Regions from separate parts of the Mus musculus genome. Here region 1 is linked to region 2. Evidence: chromatin loops called from intact Hi-C (ENCODE). Cell type or tissue: gastrocnemius. All regions are shown on one strand. Links, peaks and the distances in the headings refer to the core of each region. The heading gives the core; the rest is flanking DNA.

Region 1 (9,231 bases), core at 903-8,902, 160 kb after region 2:
AAGGGTGGAGAGGGATCCTATATGATGGGGCTCCTGTAAACATATGGGGGAAGGAAGATGCCCTGCTTGGCCAAAGGGACTTCCTCGAATCACATCAAACAAGCAGAGAGGCGCCAGCTATGAGACCAAACAACCGGAAGAAAACAAATAGAAGTGGGTGCTTGGGAATTTGACTCTCAGGGAAGGAGGGAGCCTGAGGGCCAGCAAAGATTTGAGCAGCAAAGTTCAGGAGCCCAGGGAAGGCACCGGAAGTGACAGCTACTAATGAGCAAGGGTGCCCTGGGATTTGAGGAAGGGCAGAGGTTATGCTTTGGAGGATGCGGCAGGGATGGAGGCAGAGAGGATGCAGCTTTGCCCCTGAGGAGTCCTGTGTCCCAGGCCATGTCATCACTCCACTTAACTTTCGGTGTGATCGTCTTTGACTTCGTAGCAAGGCAGGAGTTATGGGGAGGGACAGGACAAGCCAGAAGGGAGGCCAGAGAAGCTGGGTGGGGTTGGATTCTAGCGGCCGTGTTAGCTTGGGCTGTACAGCCCTCAGGGCCTAGCACAATTTATCCAGAGAGCAGTTTGCAGAGGATGAGAGGTCTGGGGGTCTGGGTTCAGATTCCAGCTCAGCCACCGCTGGAAGAGGTGTCAGGAAGCCTCGGTTACTCATGCAGTAGTACCCACTGTGTGCTGTGAGCATCCAGTGTCAGGGTGGATGGAAGGGTCCCATGGGAGAGATGGGCAAGAGACAACGGTACCCTTCCAAGGGCAGAGTGAGAAAAAGGTTGTATACTTCTCAGGCCCTTTGCTGGTACATGGGGCCAGATGTCCTGTTCTCACTAGTTTAAGAACATGTACCCTCCAGACCCACCAGTCAGGCAGCATACATGTTTATTCTACCAAAGGAGGCTGAGCCACAGCAGGAAGGAGCCTGGGTCCTTGAGTGACCATATGGAAGTTGCTCTACGGGACAGGAGCTCAGTCTGGAACATGGCATAAGGGACAGATCCTTCCTGTGCTGAGATACTGTGGCTGCAATGCTGGATAGTAAGTATCACTGTATCCAGAAAGTATCAAAAGTGCCTACAAGTTTACAGACTATCCTGTGGACACCCATGTATCCATGTATCCATCCTGGCTCAGACAATGATCAGTGCATGGCTGATGTGATCTCTCTCTCTCCCCCTCCTCTCACACCCTTCTCTCTTCCTTTGCTGAACTCTCCTGTACCCCACCCTCCATTTATTTGGAAGAAAACCCCAGCTAAATTTCATATAAACCATTTAATACCATGATAAAATTTCTACCAACAATGAAGCACAGAATCACCACATGGTCCAGCAGCGATTCCTCTTCCAGGTATAGATCCTGAAGAACTGAAAGCAGGAACCCGAGCAGAAATCCAAACATGATTATACTCAGTTGAATATTCACAACAACAACAGAGGTAGAGGAAACGCAAACGTTCATGAACTGATAACGTGATAAAATGGGCCGTGTGCAAAGAATAGAATACTATTCAGTCCTGAAAAAGGGAGGGGAATGTGATGGTGGGTCAGCATGGATGAACTCTGAAGTCATTATGCTATGTGAAGTAAGCTAGTTACAACAGGGTGGGGACTTCCTGGTTCCATCTTCACAAGGTGCTTAGGGTATTCGAAATCACAGGCCCAGCAAACAGAAACATTGGTTGCCAGGTACATAGGGGAGGGGAGCGAGAAAGAGCTGCAGATAGGGGTTCTGTTTGGGAAGATGTGAGAGTTTTGGAGGTGGGTGGGGCATGGCTACCCCATGGTGAGGTAGCAAAACAAGTTGTATGTTACATCTATCTTGCTACATCAAACCAGGAGTCAACTCTGCCGTGGCTTCTCACCACATCTGGCTGGTAATTTTAAATCATGTCAGCAATAAAAACATCAAAACTCCTCTCTGGGGACAGATCGCTGCACATCCTGCTGCTTAAACTCTGTTGCTTCCTTCTCTCATGGGAAGGGTGGAGGCTTGTTGAAGGGGGTCTATGGGAGCCAAGGGGTGGCAGTGGGCTCTCTGCATGGACCTCAGGGGTGCCAGGGTTGACAGCCACCTTGGGAGAACATGTTTTATAGCTGTAGGAGCCTCCTTCCTATCCCAGAGTGTCACTACTGTGAATACCCTGGAATTTCCACCTATCGAGTGAACAAGCCTTGGGGTTCACATGATAGGCTCTCTGTTCAGGCCACAGTCTGTCCTGTCACCCTTCATGGGGGCCCAGTTTTTCTCAGACAATCTGCTTACTTCAGAAACACACATAACTGGCCACATCACACAGAACCATTAGAAGAACAGGCTCGTGCTGTGGCCCGTGGCCTGCTCTGTCATTCACTGGCTTAATTGCCCTTTGGGTCTATAGGAGGGAGGCTTGACTTTAAATACTTATTTGGTTAGAGCACTGCCCGCTTGCTCCTCCTTGAGGACTGATCCTGCAGGGCACAGGGCTAAACACTGACCTTTCCCCCAGGAAAAAGGCTTGAGCCGTTTGCTCCCAGCCGAGCCTCAGAACAGCCTGCTGCTGAGGGCCTTCCAGCTATGTTCCAGGGGAGCTGCTAGAGGGATGTCAAGAGTAGCCCTCTGCAGTTGTTAGGTCCTGCACAGCAGCCTCAGGAGGTAAGTATGCATGAGGTTTACACCCACTGACTGAATTTAGAACAACCTAGAAGGTTGTGGCACACCCTGGGTGTGCCTGTGAGTTCCTTACTGCAGAGGGCCATTACAGGGCTAGAGCCACCTTGGGTATGGCTGACATCTTCCCATAGGCTGGGGACCTGGATAGACTGAAGGGTGGAAAGGGAAAGAGCAAATGAGCCACCTCTCTGTTCCTTGGTTGGCCATGGTGTGAACCACCTGTGCTCCGGACTCCTGCAACTCAAGCCAAGGTCTCCTGCTCCGCCCACCCCACCCACCCTGCCAAGGTGGACCAAAACATTCTGACACCATGATTTTCTCTCTGCAGTTGGTTGGTTCCTTTAGGTCTCTCAGTCACTAGAATTGGTCTGTCCTCATCCCATTTTACAGGTGAGAGACAGTGGAGGCTTTACAGGAGTCAGACTCGACCTACCGACACCACTTTAGGTTTAGGCTTCTTTGCCACATCCCATGCCACCCTTTCTCCCAGAAGGCCACGCTGCCCTCCCAAATATCCTCCACTGAGCTAGAAACATCTATGGAAGAGAAAGCATTAAACCACACTGGAAAACAGCCATAAAGCCTAAGATAGGGTATCCGAGCCGGGATCTCACTTCAGATGCTCTCTTAAACGGGGTAGGGCCCAGCACCCTATGAACAGCAAGCAGGCTGCCAACCACTTGGGTCAAGAGAGCGGCCATCTGGAGGCTTACCCCACCCAATGATGGCTGGCCTGGCTCGGCCCTTGAAGAAGTGTACAGCATATGGCCTCTTCACCTCTCCCCTTGTGTTCTAGGCACTGGGATGTGAGGCTGAAAAGTTTATCAAAGTCCAAGGTGGAAAGGATATGATCCTGGTGGACCCTAGCTCATCCTCCCCAGACAGGGCCCACTGCTTCCCCTGAGGTCCCAAGGGAGAGGGTGGTTGTGGATGCCCAGGGCTTGTGGCTGAGTGAACTGTCTGTTGGGCAGGGCTCTAAATCTCACAAGCTGCCCTCTGACCACTCAGAACTCCCTTGCTTCCTGGGTACAATCCCCAGTGCATTCCAGGCAGGGAAAAGGGGGACCCAAAGTTTAAAATCACACAGCAAGTGAAAGCGAGAAGCCATGGTTTGAATACAAGCAGTGTGTCCCCTGGAGCTTCCTCAGAGTCCTGGTCCTCTGCGAGTGGCCAGCCCGAGCCAGGCCGTGCAGAAAGAGGTGTAGGGAGTGAATGGCGAGAAGCACCGTTCTTCTGATTTCATGTCCAGTCAATGGGGTCACTCAGTAATAAGCCCGTCTAACTAGTCCTGGGATGGCGCTAATTTAAGGGGGTTGATACTGGTACTGTCTATGCCCCCTTATCCTAAGAATAGCACTCCCATGAAGCCACCCAGGACCACCTGTTAGGATCTGAACTTACTGCCCTTATTCGAACCTCAGGTCCTGTCGATCTCAGTCTGTAGACCAGTGCCCCATGATTCGTATCCAACTCACCTTTCTGTCCCCACACCAGAGGCACAGAGGAGCCTCCAGTGCACGCTAAGAGGGTTTTTTGGACATTAGAATAAGTCTTCCAACTCCCCTCTCCATTAACCTCCCTTCAAAACCACAGGCTCACAAATGTGGTTGATGCTGTTCCGTCGGCTTTTATCCCCTGGCCTTGACCAATGCAGCCGTGAAATCGAAAGCAAATTAGAATTACAGGCTAGAGCCAAGACCACGGCCAGATCAAGCCTGTCCTTTCCTTTCTCTCGTGGATTATTCTCAACATTGCTCTGTCCTCAGAGATTGGTCACCACCCCCCCACATACACACACAACCGCCCCCCGCTTCCCCCATGCCCAGCTCTTCTGAGGAGCTGTCCAGCATATTTCATGCTTCAGTTAAGGGAGAAAAAAAAAAACAAAAAACCACCAGGCAAGACAGAAATATTCACAGCGCCTGAGCAGTAATCAGAAATTCATTTTGCTCATGTTGATGGGCTCATGTCTCTTTTGAGTCAAGCCAGAAGTCTTTATGCTGTTTGCTACAAAGTCATTCTGGCTTATACACCAGAGACACTCGACATAATAAGGGTTCTGAGGCAAGTGGATCCAGAGACCCCACAAGCATGGCAGTGTGAAGAGGAGGCCAGTGCTGTTGAAGGGTGAGCAGCATCTCTCATAATTTGCACATTCGTTCATTCATTCATTCATTCATTCATTCACTAACACTGGTCCCTTCCTGTGTTGGGCACCTTGCCGGAATAGGAATAGCTGCTGAGAAAGGCACCTGACATGCCCATTGCTTCCTTGGCAAATTTATAGTCCAAGCAGGAAGCCATACGTTGCCCTTAGTCTGAGCCTGCAGCTGTCAATCTCACATTAGGCACTCACACCTCCCAGGGCCTTCAGTAGCCGTGCAAGAACCTGTGCAGGGCAGGGGATTCCTGTGTGAGGGAGAAGGGAGAGCCAAACACAGCAAGAGCTGAGGAACAAGTCGCTCACTCCGTGCCAGGATAGTGTGGGCCAGGAAGGAATGTTTCAGAGGAGAAGAGACATGCTTGTGCCTTATAGGCAATGTAGGCATGTGCACGGGGGTGGGGGTGGGGGGTGGGGGGCACAGTGCCAGTGTTACCCAAGGATGTTGGTCTTCCATCTGATGTATTCTGTGTAGCTCCCCCACCCAACTTCAACCACACATGGAAACTCATTTCTCTAAGCAATCTCTGGGTCCATGAATACATGTGTACAGAAAAGGAGGTCCCCAGATAAGTCTAGGGGGCAGGGTTGGGGACCCAATATGTGGCACATTTCAGTCTTGGGGTTCTGCCTTCCATCAACAGGACTGACTGCCCCTGAGCTCTTTACCTATGGAAGTGACAGGGACCAGGCTGCTGGTGTGAATGAGCTTTGGGCCCTGTGACAGCCAGCCTATGACTGCCATGGTCACCTTATCCAGCAGGGGTAGATGGAAGGCAAGGTGGACCAGGAGCCAGAACTGAGAGGCAGTAGCAAGAGCCTCACTGCTCCTGACTGGAGATAGACAGAGATGTGGGTTTCTGACCTGCAACAGAACTCTGGAGCCCACTGGGAGGCTGCACGCCATAGGAAAGTTGCACTTCCAAAATCTGCCACCAGAGGGCAGAATGTCCAAGGCAGGCCTGGGTCAGAGTCTCAGCCTGGAGGACTATCCTGGCCTCTCGGTCCATCAGCTTCCTCTGCAGCTTCTCCAGTTTGGAGTCACGGGGCTGGGTCCTGGAGTTAATAATCAAATGACCTATGGAATAGATGACTTGAATCCGTGTCCGGTTTCTACTCTATCAATGGACTGCCCTTCCCTCACAGAGAAACTCGGTGGGGAGGGGGATTAAACAGTTATGATACTGTACTTGGCAGAGCCTAACATAGTCCTTTGGCATATCCCAAAGGCCAGCTGACACAAACGGCGGGTTGGTTACGTGCTAGCCGTAGTTATATGTGAAACGTGCAACCCTCACAATATCTATGGGTATTGATTACTGCTTCCACTCAGCAGAGGGGGCCACCAAGGCTCAAAGAGCTTAACTAATTTGCCTGAAGTACAGCTTTGGGTTGCAGAGTAAGGTGAATTCATCTTTAAGCTGGAGGTTCTTTTCCACTTTCCATTGTGTATATGTATGCATGTGTGTCTATAGATTCACCTGTGTGTATACATGTGCTTGTGTGTGCACATACTCTTGTGTGTGTATTTGTGCATGTGTGTGCAAGCACGTCTGTATTTTGCAGCTGTGTGTATACATGTGCTTATATGTGTACATGCACTTTTGTGTGTATGCATGTGCGCAAGCACATCTGTGTATTCACACACTTGTGTGTTCATGCCCTTGTGAGTATGTGTACTGTTTTCTTTTATACATTTTTCCTCCAAGCCACCGCTCAAATCTGGGAAAAAAATGAATCTTCCTTTAAATTTTAATCTTCCTGGTGGTTGAAAAATCTGTGCTTTCTATAGAAAAAACCCTCAAAATATCAAAGAAGAAACTGAAGTTCACTCAGATGCATCTGTAATCTTTACAGATCAACTTTTAACTGCCTATGCTCAACCCCAGGAACGCCAAACTGCACAGATAGTCGAGTCCTTTATCAAAAGTGCAGCAGTGTGTGTGTGTCACCCGTGCACAGCTTTCGTGTGCTTTATTCCTACAACTCCTGATACAGCCTGAATGCTGTCTAAGCAGTCTTTGCACTGCATTGTCGGGGAATAAAAAACAAGGTCAGAGCACATTCTGTACCCGTGTGGTGTTTTAAAAAAAAATATTTTCAACCCAGTGTTGGTTGACTCTGCAGGTATGAGCCCGCAGATCCAGAGGGCTGACTGCGTTTATGATTCCAGACTGAAACTGTGCACAATGATTTTGGCACCAACCTCACCCCAGCCTCACTGCACCCCAAAGCCACACAGACCGCTCTTTTCATGCAGATGCTGACTGTATACAGAGCTGGTGATATATTCATGCACCAGCCCCCATCAGCAACGCCACCCCAGGACCGGGAACTGCTGTGGACTCAACCCATTAAGGATAAGCAAACACTTAGACTGCACAGTCAATATGAAACATTCCATCTTGCTCACAGTAAAGCGGCACTTGTCAGCGGCGTCCGGTGTGCTGGGCAACAGGGACCAGTGAGCGTGCCTGGCAGGACTGGCTCTCAGCACTTCTGTCGTCACATAAGTCAATGGCTCAAATTAAAGTGACCCCAGTGCTGTGGGGGGCATTTTTTTCTTAAAGTCGCTTAGTGGCTAGAGAGAAGGCTCAGCAGTTAATATGGCCTGCTGCTCTTTCAGAGGACCCAAGTTCTGTTCCCAGCACCCACGTCAGGCAGCTCACAACCACCTGTTAATCTAGCTCCAGGGTCTCTGACCTTTTGGCACCTGAACCCACAGGCACATACCACTCCCACACAGACGTAATTAAAAACATAAAGTAAAACTTTCTTTAAGAAGTCACCCAGAACCTAGACTCTTTAGGGAATGCACCTTAAATGTATTGGATCCAAGAACAAAGCTGTTGATGGTTGACAGGAAGCAACCAGAGAGCCTACACATCCAGGTGGGACGTAAAGTGACGGACTTTGGAAACCATTTGGCTCTGTCTATGAATGACGCAGACGCATGGCCACAACCCAATAAACCCTACCGTTACCCGGCAGAAATTATGCATATGCCCTTCAATAATGCATATGCCTTGCACTGCAGGTGCAAGGATGCTCCTGGCTGCATTGCCCATAACAGTGCCAAACGCTGGCCGTCGAGCGCATAGATGGTTTACTCACATTCCTACCGTGGACATGCAAAGCTGGTTTGCTATGTCAACCCTGCAGGAGGACCTCACACACGACGAAATGCCTCAGCAGCTGGGCTCCAGCCTACCTGGTCCCAAGGCCAGGCTCAACTGTCCCCTGAGAAACCCCTGTTTGCCACAGCAATGGGGATTCCCATAAGGCTCACATTCAAAGCTTTGGCGTTAGGTACAGCTATTCTGCTCTACCACAAGTGCAGGCTGAAACTGCCCTATGGTTCTTCCTCTGTGCCATAGGGAAGATGGTTAGTAAGTAGAACCTGGCCTCGTTTCCCATATGTCCCATTCCTTAGGCAGAACAGTAGACTCTGTGGAAAAGTCCCCCTCGCCTTTACAGCCACGCTTCTCTCCTGGTACTCTAGGATGTCCAGTCAGCCATCCCTTCGCTGAGGCTGTTCCACGTCCTTCCCTCCTCCCTTCCCTGTGATTCTGGCTTCAAATTCAGAACAGAGTTGGGCATCTGCTCTGCAGTGTGAGGAAGCAGGCAGGTCTCCCTTGCCTTGGGTTCTTCATACTTAGCGTGACCTGTTTAATTTGTCTGTTCGAAAGTCTACCTGCCTCCCCACGATGCTCCAAAGGAGTACCACAAACAAGCACTGCATTCACTACACAGCTTTCGGGCAAGAAAAGGCACATCTGAAGCCAGGCTTATCTAAGTAACAATCTTTTTATCCTGTTTGGTCTGGCGTGGCCTTCTGAGTCCTTCCCTCATTTTACCGATGGGTGATTAAATCAACAGGGCCTGAACAGATCTAAATCTGAATCCTCTACCACGAGGCAGTCATCCATCTCTTGTGGATTTTTACTGCCCTTATCCATGGAGTGGACTGATCCCTTCCCAGCTTCTGTGATATGGAGGTGGTGCACACGGTAAGAGCCTCATAGGGAGGTTCCTGGGCAACAGATTCACAAAGATCAGGGGTCCCAGCCATTGCACTATGGATAACCTAAGCCATACAGCTTTGTCTGAGCTACCAGTGCCTTGCAGGCTGTTCCGAAGCCTCCCTGCCTACATCCAGGCACGGAAACCTCAAGTGTCTCTAAGCACTGTGGAATGAACACTTGGAACCCCTGACTTAAGAGTCTGATTCCAGGAACCTAAAATCTCTGGGCACCTGTGTTAAATCTGCTTTAACAGTTGGCCCTGGGGCTGGGATATAATCCCCAATGGAAAAATCTGTGGCCCAGCTGGGGCCAGGTGACCTGTGTTGCCTCCCAGAAGGAGCTAGACAGGTAGGAACTGGCCGAGCACCAGCAGAGGGTTCAGGGAGCCTTGGTCAACTT
Region 2 (9,231 bases), core at 880-8,879:
TTGCATAGATGTCTGTTGCAACCAGATGAGTGCCCTGCAACAAGTGGGCTTCTATTAAGATAAGAAGGGAATCCTCCCCCACAACCTCCTGTAGGGCCAGGCTACTCACCTACTGACACAGTAGAACGCAATCAGTCTGAAGATGTCCTCAAACACAAGAACTGAGCCTTCCAGGTACAGTACTGGGGAGAGACAAAAAAGGCCCTAGTAAGCATCCTCTAATGACAAAGGGGAGAGCTAACTGTTCTCCTCGATCTGGAAGGTGGCACATGCCAGCCATGTTCTCTGTGGGTCCCGGCACCTCCCACAGGACCCCACTATGTATCAGCTGCCAACCACAGTGAGAAATGGAGCTCACGGTGTCGATGTGCTGAGAGTTCAGGGGTTAAATGGCTGTGGCTGATATCAACGAATACACATTCACACATTCATCATTTTTGGTGAACAGGATTCTAAACGGAGAGTAGTTACAGATGTATAGCCAATTGCAAATGACAGTCTCAGTATGCACTGGCTTCCATGATGCCTAAATCAGGCCCACGACCACGTGCCTACCATATTTTGTTCCCTGAACTGAGGCGTCTACACTGGACTTCCCTGGGCCTCAGTATGCTGATGAACGTGTGAACTGAGTTGTTCTTGTATCTTTTCCATGCAATAGGAGCAAAATATGGTCCAAGTGGTCTTCCAAACTTAGCTTTGAACCCGGAACTGATAACCTGGCTCTGCAAGAATCCCTTTCCTGCTCCATGCCTCAGTTTCTCCCACCCTCCAAGGGAACAGCCCTTTCAATCTAAATATAGAGTCCTCTAGGTGATACCAGCCTGCTACCTAGTTTGCGAAGCCTAGGCCAGTTTTACACAGGTTTGGAGGTTGGAGAAGAAGGGCAGAGATTGACATAGATCAATATAGCAACTGCTTCCTCTTCACCCTGTAACCTAAGCACTGTTCTCAACAGCTCAGGCCACCTTAAAAATTTAATATTTGCCTATTTATGACAAATAGGTTGTGGCTTCCTGTTTGGTTAGATATAAGTATTTATGAAGAGATTAAAAAAAATCCTGCTCCTGATATTTCCACCCTCTGGGAATGTTGCTGGGGCTCCATCTCATAATCTTGAGGCTCTCCTGTCTATATTCTTATTATTTTCAAACTATGTTCATGGGCCTCCTCCCTAGAGGTCAAAAAGGGTGCCCTGAACCACAACCTGCTGGAATGTAGAACATGGAAGTAAGTATGAGAGAAATCATTTGTTCCAGGGCTTATATCTGGTACTGTACCTGCCTGGGGGCTTGCATGTGTGTCTGGCATTACATCACTGTGGCAAGAGCATGTCTCTATGAGCTTGTTGCACATAGCCTGTCTGTGCCTTAGTGTCTATAACTGTAAGCCAGGGTTACAAGTGTACCCATTTTCCAGGGCTGAACTGTGGCCCCCACAAAGATGCATTAAAGTCCTGATGCTTAGAACATGGCATGTGAACTTATTTGGAATGTTTGGTGTCCTTTCTATAAGAAGGCTTTGTGAGTAGACAGAACACCAAGGCACAGAGAAGGAATGACCATGTGAAGACGGGGCGGAGCCTGGAGCTGGGAGACCAGGAAACACTTGGGTCTAAGGCCTCAGAAGTAACCAGCCCCACCCCACCTTTGTTTAAGGTGTCTGGCCCCCAGAACCGTAAGAGAGTAAGTTTCTGTTGCTGAAAGTCATCTAGTTTGAATCCTTTGTTGCAACAGGAAGGAAAGAACACACCACCTTTTAAGTATGAAATAACGCAATTCTCAGGAGCTGCTTCTGATAGCCCAGGGAACTTCAAAATAATGGTAATGGCCCTGAATGGCAGTTTTAGCAGGTAAGACAAACAGAGAGGCCGTTGGTAGTGGGAGGATTCCATGCTACACATGGTTGCATGGAAGCAATAGGCTAAGTGGTGGGGGGGACCCTTTTCCCTCAGTTCTATGGTGTACTCCTCAGTCCTACCTCCTGTCTCTGCCCTTTGAGCCTGCAGGGCTCTCAGCCCTCAGTCTACCCTCTACTCCTAGCTTTGTTTATTTTCTCATTCTCATCGCTGCCTCTGTAGGGCCACACAGAGGCAGCGCTATGGGAGCCTTGGCCAGGTACCAGGTATCTTGGGGACCAGCAAGAGATCAGGGGCATCTTGCTTTCCTGCCTATGTGTCCAGCGTACAACTGGGCCATACACATAGCCAAGGTCCACAAAGAACAGGGTAGAATGGGTCTTCTGGTGTGTGAGCATACCCTGTCTGAGAGAGGATGGTTGCTTAGGCTGGTGTGTGTGTGAGCCTGGGTGGGGGAGAGGTGGTAGAGTTGGGGAGGTTGGAATGAGGGGTTCTGTGCTAAACCATAAACGGCTTATTTAGCAGAGTTCAGCAGCACTGTGCATGTTTACGCTGTTAGGCAACATGAGGTTTCCTCTAGATGTGGTGAAACATTCTTAAATGGTGTGACGGTTGCCCAACTCTGAACACACTAACACCACTGAATTATATGTTTTAAATGGCCAATCATACGATACCCAAACACAGTGAATAGACATGCCCGAATGAAGTTTAAATGAGACTGTTACTTAAAACAGATGAGGACGGTTCACTAGAGTGAGTTTGGCCTTCCTGCATCGTTTTGCTGAGATTTTTTTATTATGGGTAAGAATGACTTTTTTAAGTTAAACATATTTAGATGTATAGACAGTTGTGAGCTGCCATGTGGTTGCTGAGAATTGAACCTGGGTCCTCTGGAAGAGCAGCTAGTACTCTTAACCAGGGAGCCATTTTTCTAGCCCTGAGTATGGCTTCCATAAGCAGGGTTTGGCAGAGATTTCTCCTAAAGTAGTCTATCTGGTATATCCTCATAGACTGCCCAAAACTGACAAATGCCCAGACCCCAGCACTGCCAAGAGGCCATGTCACCTTTAATCTCACATCGCCTTACATGGCCTTGGGGACACCCAGCACCCACTTCTGCACTTGGCAATTTTCTGTGGCACAGAGCCTGCCAGCCTGTCCCTCCTGACCAAGACATTAGACCAAGCTGGTCATGCTGGATGTCAGTGTCTATCTTCTCCAGAGCCCCTCAGTGAGTGCCTTAGTTCAGAATGTTCCAGAGTTCTCACCTCATGGAGTGATACTCCAGCGCCAGCCAGCGGGAGCCAGTCTGTACTGAGGTGGCCTCAGGTGACAGCAATCAGAATCTACTTCTTAGAAGGAGGTCTTTTACCTTACCACTCTCCATTAAGGCTGTATGACTGGGAGATGGGGGTAGAGATGCACCAGCCCAGCTCCTGGCTTTTACAATATCAACATTAGAATAAAACACTGTTATTGGTTCTGTTCCATGGCAACCAAATAGTTATGCTTTCTGAGTGCTGGGATGAAAGGCATGCCCAGCTAAAATTGGAGGAAAAAAATTTAAATGAATAACCTATTTAAAAATAGGCAGACAAGTTCCTGGCAGTAGTGGTGCACGCCTTTAATTCCAGCACTAGGGAGGCAGAGGCAGGCAGATTTCTGAGTTCCAGGCCAGCCTGGTCTACAGAGTGAGTTCCAGGACAGCCAGGGTACACAGAGAAACACCCTGTCTTTAAAAAATAATAAAAAAAAAATAAGTAAAATATCTGAATAGACATTTTTGTAAAAAGAAGAAAAAGAAAAAAGTATACAGGCACACACAGTCAATAAACACACACACACACAAATGCTCGACCTCACTGGTCTTTAGGGAAATGCAAATCAAAACTATAGGATACAGTTTGTGTTCTCTGGGAAGGCTGTTGTCAAAAAGTCAGATAGCAAGTATTAATAAGGACAGGCAGAAATTGGAACCATCGCACATGGCTGAGGGGAACAAAGTGATGTCACTGTGGAAAATAGTTTGGTAGTTTCATAAATCTACAGAATTACCAAGCAGTGCATGAATATGTCCACGGAAGCCTGTACACAAAGATGTTCACAGTAGCACTCTTTATGCCAGGGGCTGGAGGTACTGTGCCCAACACTGTCCTTGGGGCTGGAGCTACTGTGAACAAGAAAACAGGCATACGTAGTCTCTGCCTTTTGCAGGACATGTGGTTACAGAGTGACAAAGTGGAACTGTCCTTTTAAAAAATAACGTAATAGCTATAGATACTTCTTTAAATACCTATAGGCACAGCTATTAATATACAGAAGCAGGAGATCTGAGTATGAGGCTAGCCTAGTCTTCAGAGTGAATTCCAAGACAGCCAAAGACACACAGAGAAACCCTGTATCCAAAAAAATATTTTCCCTTTATTTTTATGTGTATGGGTTTTCCTGCTTGCATGCATGTCTTATGTACCATGAGCATGTAATACCTGTGGAGGCCAGACGAGGGCATCAGATCCCTTGGGACTGTAGTTACAGAGAGTTGTGAGCTGTCATGAGGATACTGGATTTAAACTTGAGTCTTTTGGAAGAGCAGGCAGTACTCTTAACTGCTGAGCATCTCTCTAGCCCCAATGGGTTATTCTTTTTTTTTTTTTTTTTTTTTTTTTTTTGGTTTTTTGAGACAGGGTTTCTCTGTCTAGCTCTCGCTGTCCTGGAACTCACTTTGTAGACCAGGCTGGCCTCGAACTCAGAAATCCACCTGCCTCTGCCTCCCGAGTGCTGGGATTAAAGGTGTGCACTACTATGCCCGACTGGGTTATTCACTTTTGATGTTGAGTTTTGAGAGTAAAGTCTAGATATAAGCCTTTTGTCAGATTCATGCCTTGTAGACAGGCACTCAAAATCTAACTTACCTTCCCAAAGATTTAAGAAGGGACAGAGGAAGAATGCTGTTTGTCTGTAAGCTTAGAGACACCCAACAGCATTGCATAAGCATGTGCCAGTCCAGTGAGTCTAAGGGACTTCCACTAAGTCAGTTCTTCTGCCCCTGAAACAGTTTACGTGGAGGTGCCCTTCACTGCCAACTTGACAGGATTTAGAGTCACCTAGGAGACACACCTCTGGACATTTTTTGTGGGAGAGTTTCCAGAGAGATGTATCTGAGCTGTAAAGACCTATCCCAGTCATGAGAGGAACCATCCCATAGGCTGGGGTCCCAAACTGAACACAAAGGAGAAAGCGAGCTGAGCTGTGGTATGGGGGCTCTCCTTGCTTCCCCAGTGCAGGTGCAGAGGGACTAGCCAACTCCTGTTCCTCACACACCTTCCCAACACAGCTTACGCAGGAGCCAAAATAAACCCTTCTTCCTTCTCTGAGTGGCATTTCTGTCAGAATTTTGTCACAGTGATGAGAAAAGTAACCAAGGCAGTAACTGTGGGACTTGAATGGGTCCCCATTCTCACCTAAGCCCCAGTCTTCTCTGCCGTCTGATCCACTTTTGTAGCCGGCGGGGGAAGGCGGAACTTAGCTGCAATCATGCCTGGTCTTAATTACTACAAATTCCCAGTGGCGGGCAAGTGTACTCAACAAAGGAAATGTGTCCTTAATGATGTGTTCCTTAAGGAAGCACAGGACTCTGACGAGGGCCAGATTTGAGTTCAGTAGTAAGTGAAGGGCGAGCGTCTGCGAACCTGACCCCAGGCTTTGGGGACTTTATACAAAAACATCAAGCGGGGATACACCTTGCCAAGGATTACTGTGTGTGGTGAACATCTACTTAGGAAACAGAAACTCAACCTTCCACATTTAGACAGCCCTGCTAATCCTAGAGATAGCACTTTTTTTTGGGGGGGAGGGTGGGTGGGAGGGGGGGTGGCTTTCAAGACAGGGTTTCTCTGTATAGCCACGGCTGGAGATCTCACGCCTACCACTCTGCCAACAATAGCTCTTACTAGAATGTTTAGTTGTGACACCCACACGAGGGGTTTGGTCAGAGACACTCCCCAGCCTGGCCTGTAGAAACCAAGGGTAAAGATAAGGAAGCAGACAGGAGACCTCACAGAAGGGACACAGGGACCTTTCCTTTTCATGGCAAAGGGATCTATCTGGAACTTCTTCCTGAGGTAAACACCGAGATGTAGCTGCCTGCTTGTTCTCTAAGGATGACTGAAAATCCAGTTGGGTTGGGTGGAGCTACATTCATTTGCTTTAACTCTCATGTATCCAGGCCTCTCTGTGCACACCGCAAACACCTGATGGGTCAGATCTGACTGACCCAGCAGGAAACTGTTGGGAAAGGGGTCAGGCAATCTGGGTGCCACACCCCCAGGAGAGGCCACGGGCCAACTTCTTAGGCTTGGAGAAGAAAAAAACCCCATGATACCTGGCTGGGGACACCTGGCTGAGGACACCTGGCTGGGGACACCTGGCTGGGGACACCTGGCTGGGGACACCTGGCTGGGGACACCTGGCTGGAGACACCTGGCTGGGGACACCTGGCTGGGGACACCTGGCTGGAGACACCTGGCTTGGGACACCTGGCTGGGGACACCTGGCTGGGAACACCTGGCTGGGGACACCTGGCTGGGGACACCTGGCTGGGAACACCTGGCTGGGGACACCTGGCTGGGAACACCTGGCTGGGAACACCTGGCTGGGAACACCTGGCTAGGGACACCTGGCTGGGGACACCTGGCTGGGGACACCTGGCTGGGGACACCTGGCTGGGAACACCTGGCTGGGGACACCTGGCTGGGAACACCTGGCTGGGAACACCTGGCTGGGAACACCTGGCTAGGGACACCTGGCTGGGGACACCTGGCTGGGGGGAACTTTGGGTATCTCCCAAAGGATACCTCCTTACCAATGTTATTATGTAACACCATGGAGCTAATCTCTGAGTTCCTTGTCACTGAGAGAGGGTTGGAACATCTATCTACTCCTAGTAAATTTTGACACCCTTATCCCAAAAGGTTACTACTTCACTGGCTCAGTCCTTGACAGGAAATGGCAGACCCCAAGGACAGAAAGGGAAGGTGACAAGAGGCTGGAGACTAGGGAGAGAGTAAAGTATGCAGGGCTCCCCAGAGTGAAGGGAAGCTCCCCCTCTTCCAGGGATCATCCCAGCTACAGTGTCCCCCCTCCCCCACCATGAACATCAAGGAGTGGGCTCCTTCCCCATTTTGAAGACCACAGTTGACCTTTGTGTGTGTGAGGTGTATATGTGTGAGGTGTGTGTGTGTGTCTGCCATGGAAGAAGAACTACCTGTCTCTCTCTGCAGACCCAGCCAAAGTTCAATTTTGTAAAACCCATGAAAGCTGCTTCCCCTGTTCTCAGAGATGGCAGTGTGTGTGTGTGTGTGTGTGTGTGTGTGTGTGTGTGTGTGTGTAGGACAGGGGGTAGGGGAGGAAAATAACAACAAACCAGAGTCCTGAGCCCCAACAGTGTGAGGTCCCCTTGCCACTGAGACTTCTGTGATGTAGTTTTATCTCACCCGAGAGCCTGGAGTAGAGGCTGGAATCTGCTGAAGGGAGTGCTGCCTGACCAGAGCTGCCAGCCTCACAGAAGCAGGGAAGGGAGGGACGAACCATCCCCAGATCCACCCAGAGAAGCTCCTGTGTCCTCTGGGGAAAGGTCTGTACCTAGGCTGGGAAAGCTAGCTCCCACCATAGGTCAAGACTGTACAGCACCAGCCCAGTCAGGGAGAGCCTCTAGCCACAGACCAGGCAAAGCCTTTCTGAGGCTCACTTTCAGAGTGCAAGTGAGGTACTGTGAGAGCCAGTACCTGATGGAGGCCCTGTGGGTCATTCAGGTTTGCATTTGTGAAAGACCATCTCTGAACCCCACAGGGGCAGTTGCACGGTCATAGCTGTTCCTTCCTCTTGAGCAGAGGCCAGAGTGGCTGAGGCAGAGTGAAAAAGCACCCAGAGAACCTGGGTGTGGAGAGGTGATATGGAGTGAGGCTCCAGCAGCTGGGAAAGGGGGCTGTTCAAAATGTACCAGAGACTGCCTTTTTGCCTGGCCAGTAAGGACATTCTGGGGATGCCTTTCCCTCTAGAGTCTGGCTGATCCTGGAGCCCCCTTCCCTGTGCCTTTGCCAGTCACCCCAAGCCTCATCTACGACTCCTTGGCTTGTATTATTAGATCATCTTCCTCAGCCCCAGATTCTCCACCAACCAGCACCGCAGCAGGATGTCTGCATTGTTGGGACTGAATGAGCCTTGCTTGCCCTGGGGCACTGAAGCTGGAATCTAATAGGAGAGCTACAAGGAGACCCAGATAGAGCTCTAAACAAGGTCCCTTCCAAATGCCCCAGTCATTGCTAAAGCGGGAAAAGCAGCAAGATTCAGTAGCTGGCCCAGGGGTGTGGTCAGGCCATGACAGGGCCACTAGCAAGCTCACCAGGCTTTTACTCAAGAGCAGTGGCGTGGAGCAGAGGGGGCAGGGAGGACACACCAGAGTTCCCACCGGACATCAGTCAGTGATTCCTGCCTGGTGTCAGCACAGAGCTACTCTCCTTCAGGCCAGTCTCCTCCCTTGTTGTTGGGAGACACCTGGGAAGGTCTTCCTGGGAATAGTGCTACCTGCTCTCCCTGGGTTGGAACTGCTTATATCTTGTTCTCTAGGACAGGATGTCATCACATAGGTGCCAGAGGCCCAACTCATTAGCATGGGCATGGGCCTCATTTCTTCCCAGGGTCCCCACTGTAGGATCCTTTGAGGGTTCTTATGACATCCTCTCAGGTTTGCATTTGTGAAAGACCTTCTCTGAACCCCACAGGGGCAGCTGCACTGATCTCATACCGTTCTTGTTTAAATAAAAGGCTCCTGTTTTTGGAAGCTGTTCCTTCCTATTGAGCAAGTGTAAACAGGAGGCTTCATGAGTCTGAAAAGGAACACGGGAGAAACTGCCATGATGTAGATAGAACTTCATCTGGGAGTTATTTATAGGTTCAGATGCCAAAACAGAAGGGGGCACTGGAAAGATTTGCAAACTGTCACATATCAGGGAAGACTAAATCAAGAGTAAGACATGGAAGGTCTTCTGGGAGAAGGCAGGTGGGAGTGTGGGGATGCTAAGAGAGCTGTGGACATGGGGACACCATCCCTCTCCCTGCTATACTGAACCAGTCAAGGGAGGCTTGTGGCTGCCCACAACATGAAAAGAAGGGAGAGTGAGGAGGCAGGCAGCCCGGGCACCACCCTGATAGGAGGTCAGCTCCAAGTGTTACAGAGGGCTCACCGCGGATAGTTAGGGAACACTGCTTCAACTTCAGGATTTTACAAGTACGTGCCAAGGCTGCATCTTAGCATGCTGAGACATCACAGAGGATACATCACCGCGTATACATGCTATTTTTCTTTCCCACGC

Evidence for each region. A loop is a pair of places that touch in the nucleus more often than their neighbours do. Peaks named below come from ENCODE experiments on the same cell type or tissue, not always from the same donor. Only the 100,000 strongest peaks of a DNase experiment are listed, where the experiment ranks them.
Region 1: a loop joins it to region 2, with 1.8 times the contacts of the local background. A loop is called at or near these places in 8 of 42 quality-filtered maps.

What each region holds. Positions count from the first base shown.
Region 1 is chr12:102,178,529-102,187,759 of GRCm38, reverse strand. The region is part of intron 2 of Slc24a4 (solute carrier family 24 (sodium/potassium/calcium exchanger), member 4); the gene reads right to left. Among named protein-coding and RNA genes, the nearest start is that of Slc24a4, 54 kb to the right of the region's middle. In gastrocnemius, for the core only: CTCF peaks have their summits at 2,435 and 5,737 (motif pointing right); DNase peaks (open chromatin) are centred at 4,401, 5,011, 5,736, 7,826 and 1 more place; H3K4me3 peaks cover 508 bases.
Region 2 is chr12:102,341,833-102,351,063 of GRCm38, reverse strand. Rin3 (Ras and Rab interactor 3) reads right to left here. Exons shown (of 10, transcript NM_177620.4): 4 at 110-182. Among named protein-coding and RNA genes, the nearest start is that of Rin3, 63 kb to the right of the region's middle. In gastrocnemius, for the core only: a CTCF peak has its summit at 4,354 (motif pointing right); a DNase peak (open chromatin) is centred at 4,360; H3K27ac peaks cover 2,823 bases.